Linked DNA regions of Homo sapiens: region 1 is linked to region 2. A link is a loop called in an ENCODE intact Hi-C map of the cell type or tissue named here. Cell type or tissue: OCI-LY7. All regions are shown on one strand. Region 1 overlaps CADM1 (cell adhesion molecule 1). Region 2 overlaps LINC02703 (long intergenic non-protein coding RNA 2703).

Region 1 (2,500 bases), 720 kb after region 2:
TCCTCATTTTTTGAGGGTTTTGTGTTTGTGCATATTTTAAAAAAAGAAAGAAAACTCAGAGATGAGTTTTGAAAAGAAGAATGAAAACAAAGACTCTAGAAATGGGTGCTTGAATGCCATGCCTGCTCTGATTATCATCTGACAGTTAATTGTATACGTGGGCATCATTTTCAAAATGAGTTTTATTGACTGAATGTAGCTAGGTATTTTATAAATCCATAGCCCTGTTCATCCAAGGTCCAGAGAAGGGTAGATTTTTTTTTTTCTTTCATTCCCTCAACTGGAGGAAAATTGGGCATTGAGGAGATGATCAAAACCTGTTCTTTATCTGTGCCAAAATAAATGTTTCTCTGGTATCGATAGTGCCCTGCATTGAAGGAGAGAGGAAAACCTGGAAATCAGAAAATCTTTCCTATTTGGAGTGGAGGATAACACTTAGTTCCCAAGAGCAGCTTCTATGTCAAATCCTCTCCCTCATCAATTCTGTTTCCAGGTTGTATTCTTCAGAGCATAATAGCTGGCGTTTTCAGATTTGGCCTGTTTCTCTCTGATCTCCAGTCTCTCTCTCTCTCTCTCTCTCTTTTTTTTTTTTTTTTAAACGGAATACGCTCTTCCTCCCACTCTCCCTTTTATTTTTTTTTTAAAGCAGTGAATTGAGTTTCAGGGAGGTTATTTTAGTATTTATGATTCCTTATGAGAAATAATCAAGGAATGAAGAACCCCGATTGAAGCTAATTTTTTAACCTATTATTTCTTTGTGTTAACACAGAGTAGTGTTGGTTCCAAGTTCCTGATATTATAAGGACTATAGATTGTTAGTGATACAATCTGCAGTACCAAAAGTGTCAAGAGGCTGAGTAACCAGTATTCAAAATACAAAGAGTGAGTGTTGGGCAAATACATCGTGAGCAAGACTGGAATAACCCTTAAGGGAAAAGCCTTTGCCTTTATACCTGCCTTCTGAATGCATACCCTGCAGAAAGAGGCCTGTTTTACTAAGAACCACCTCCTCTCATCTCACTGACCTTAATGTATTTGTAAAAGATGTGTCTGTGTGGCTGTGGACATTGAATACTTACATAGTGAAACCAGTCTTCTAATGCACATACTTCACTTAATGGTTTTTAACTCAAGGTTAAATTTTGATTGTGTGGAAGGTTAAATAGTTGTGAAGCTGGCATCTAAAAATCTAAAAGGAATGGTCAAACAACATCCTTTCTGATTTCCTGTAAGACACCACTTAGAGACACATCGGAAGTGCTAAATAAATGTATGGTGAAGTGGAAATATGTAAAGCAGAACACCTGGGCTGAACCTCTGATTTGGGCGGCTGGATTGACCTTCCAAAAGAAAAACAAAATTATATTCTGTGATGAGGACTAACGGGAACTCGTGATCTGATTTTATTTATTTTTTAATCAGTAGTAAAGGTGGAAGGAGAAGTCCATGCCCCAATGTTTCTTCACTTTCTCATTCACTTATTCCTTCATTCATTCATCCAGCAACTATGTCTTGAATGCTTACTGTGTGCCAGTCCCTGGCACCGTTCTAGTTACCAAGACTTCAAGAAACAGAACAAAACAAAACAAAAAAACCCCTCTCTTGTTACAGAGGGAAGATTCTTGTACAGAAAATCTTGCTATAGGGATTTTCTTGCCCAGTGTTTGCTTACAAATGATGAGAATTGCTTCCAAGACATGGAAGAATATTCTGTGAGTATGTACCCCCATTTAAAAAGCAGTGGGAACAAAGCTTTCTGCCACCACACCATGGGATCAAATTTGATTCTTTTTTGTAAACAGTAATTCTAATACCCACAAACCTACCTGAAAGTTGCAGCAAGAGAAGACTGCATTCTACTGTGGTATTGGTCTTACGTCAGTCCCACCAGATTTGACTCATCCCACTCACAATCGTTCAGCCCTCTTCAGGAAGCCCAGTTTCAGTACTATGAGTCATAACAACAGATGTAACAGCAGGAGGTTCTTCACCTTGCAAACAAACAAAATAAACGGCAGTGAAAATTATTCATGAATGTATTATGACAATAGAAAGCAAATATTTTGCAAGATGTTCTCTTTAACTCCTCTGAGAGCTCTGTGTGACTCCGTTCATTCACCAATCCCAGTCACCTGGCATTGCTAGACATTGCCCTCCTTTAGTTGCAAAGCTGTCCTCCCCCAACAATTTAGACAGCCATATTGTAGGGGTTGATTCTTGCTTTGAGCTCAAACAGCTTCTAACACTCACCAAATCTCAGGTTAATCTTTGCATTGTCGTTCTACTCCAAACTCCAATAATCCTCCATGATTGACAAAGACTCTTCAGTCAATGCTTCCTCACTTGAATGCACAGGGGCTGACCCAGACCCGCTACCCAGACATTCTGATATCATCTGTGCTCATGCTGCCCTTGAGTTCTCCCTGGTAGGACTTGAAACAATTAGCACTTGATCCACAAGCATCAAATCCCCATACTCCTTGGTGTTTCAGAATATTGG
Region 2 (2,500 bases):
TGTGAGAGTCTGTAAGCGCCAAGACTTAGGAGAGGATGAATATAAGGAACCAAATGCTGAAATGGGTGAGCAAAAGTCCTACAGTGGGTCCTACAGAATGCCCGAGACAGGCAGCTGTTGATGGTGGCTAGTTTCCTACCAGCTCCTGGGCCTCTGGCTGAGGGCAAGCTAGTCCTGAGATATCAGAGTAGAGACATGGCACTATCATTTTGCAAAATGCTTTCTATCAAATTGTTTCTACTAAAGCTAAATATACCCATGCCCTATGATTCTGGCAATTTCACTGTTAACTATATAGAAATACATGTGTATAACCACTAAACAACCCGTTAAAGTGATTAGAACAGCATTATTCATATAACCCCAATCCAGAAACAGCCCAAATGTTTCTCAACACTGGAAGTGATAATTGCGATTTACTTAGAAGTAGGATAATATGCAGCAATGAAAAAGAACAAACGGTTGCTTACAAACATATTATTAAGCAAAAAGAGGTAGATACAACATAATGTACTGTGTATGCATCCATTTATATAAAGTTCCAAAACAGTCAAAATGAATCTATGGTGACTGAAGTCAAGTGATCACTTTTGGAGACAAAGGTAGAAGTTAGTGGCTGGAATGGGGTCCAACGGAGTGCTGGGAATTTTCTATTTCTTGATGTGGGTGGGAGTTATGCTGGCGTATTTACTTTTTGTATATACTGTAATCACATACAAATATTAATATTAATAAAAATTTTAGGCAGGTTATAAAAAGGGGGACAGGCAAAATAGACACTGGGGTATAAAAGTCCTCTGTCACCAGGTGCATTTCTCATGGGAATAAGCATGACTTCACTGACCTATTATGTAGATTTCGTCTTGCCTGGTGTCTGAGGGTGTTCAGTCTGTGTCGTCATGTCAGAACTTAGCTGAAAAACTGAAGACTGAGGGGAGAACAATCTGATGTCCATGCCCTTCACCTAGAGAGGAATGCCCAGAAAGGGGTGGTTGTGGCAGGGAAGGTGAAAGTGCAAGTGCGTGCTCGGGAGAGTAGGGAGAGTATAAAGGGGTATGGAAGCAGGGGAAGGCAGGGACCACTGGCTTTTCACATCTGGACTCTGAAACCACCATCTGATGCAACACTTCTCAGAAGCACCCATGCTAATCACCACCAGCTGACACCCCCAGCCACATCTGCACCACCCCAGCTAATCACTGCCCACAATTGCCTACACCTGTCTTCCCCTCCTGCCCGCCCCTGCCACCTGCCTGCCTGCCACTTTCAGTCCTCACGCTAAATCAATAACAAAGTCCTCTGAGGGCTGCCTAGCTTCTCTGTTGATGCCCCCTCCCCTTAAACCCACTTCCCCTCCTCCCCTCTCCAAGCCTGATCCATCTGCCCAAGCTCAGATCTGCTTCAACAGGACTGGCAGGGTGGCTCTGGTTGCAGACAGCATGGCTCTCCCTGTCCTTAGCAGCTGCCGAAGCTGCAGTTTAAGAATCGCCATGTCTGGAGAAAGTCCATTAAAAGACAGTAGCAATGTATATTGTGCAGTGACCTTCTGGGCATCCAATTCTACCTTGTTAATGATCTCTTTGAAATAGCCAAGGCTGTGGAGGGAGATGTGGTTCCAGAGGTCCCCAGGACTGTGTTGTTAGGACACAGCTGCATTTGCTATGTTTGGGCAACACTCAGGAATCACTCTCCTGCTAATGGGGGCAGGTCCTCAGAGACCCACTCAGCCAATTAAAATACTCTTCAGGAATGTGCTGAATGTCCAGCCACTGGGCAGATCTGTGAATGTTTATCCTGGCAAGGAGAAAGCTAAAGATGTAGCCATCTATTCCATGTGGAGGAGCGAATGTTCCAACGGTGAGTCTCATAGCTGTTTCTCTCCTTAGTCAGGACACTCGGGTGAAAGTGACATATTCCGAACACACCCACTGCCTTAACAGAGGTGATACACAATCCCCTGTTATCCAGCTGTGACTCTACCACCACCCTCCCACTCAAGAAAGCAAACTGAAATGCAAGTAAAGCAAGAGAGACGTTACAATAAGCACTCTTTCGAATTTTCTCTATTTACAAAATCACCTTCTCAGATGTGATGTTTTATTATTGGTAACAAATTACTTGCAGTGTACCTCAAAACAGATGAGGCAAACCAGTGTGTTTTGACAAGTAAGCTAAGAACTGTTGCTAGAGAATACGGAAACCATCAGCTAACCACACTATAAGAAATACGTTGGTGGCAGGATATAAGGAAGAACTTCCAGGTAGTAAGACTTGAGCATTTAATAATAGCTCAGCAAACATTTAATGAGTGCCTGCTTGGTGCCAGGCTCTTTCCTAGGCTTGGGGCATGATTGCTTATTGCAAGAGTAACTGGAATCTGAATATCTTTAACAAAAATGTAGAAAATCATTTAAGGCAGAGATTTGACAGAAAATGGCCTGGGTTGAAGACATTCCCAAGATATTTAATTCCCATTTCCTTCCATTCCTCTCCAAGCTCT

The links. Peaks named below come from ENCODE experiments on the same cell type or tissue, not always from the same donor. Only the 100,000 strongest peaks of a DNase experiment are listed, where the experiment ranks them.
Region 1: a loop joins it to region 2, with 2.4 times the contacts of the local background. A loop is called at or near these places in 1 of 110 quality-filtered maps.

The regions. Positions count from the first base shown.
Region 1 is chr11:115,222,055-115,224,554 of GRCh38, reverse strand. The region is part of intron 5 of CADM1 (cell adhesion molecule 1); the gene reads left to right. Among named protein-coding and RNA genes, the nearest start is that of CADM1-AS1, 170 kb to the left of the region's middle. RefSeq lists an enhancer at 1,207-2,015. In OCI-LY7, no CTCF peak of the experiment used is centred here; DNase peaks (open chromatin) are centred at 1,264 and 1,904; H3K4me3 peaks cover 2,326 bases; H3K27ac peaks cover 2,481 bases.
Region 2 is chr11:115,938,582-115,941,081 of GRCh38, reverse strand. All of the region lies in intron 4 of LINC02703 (long intergenic non-protein coding RNA 2703), which reads right to left. Among named protein-coding and RNA genes, the nearest start is that of LINC02703, 20 kb to the right of the region's middle. In OCI-LY7, no CTCF peak of the experiment used is centred here; DNase peaks (open chromatin) are centred at 841 and 1,161; H3K4me3 peaks cover 1,468 bases; H3K27ac peaks cover 1,545 bases.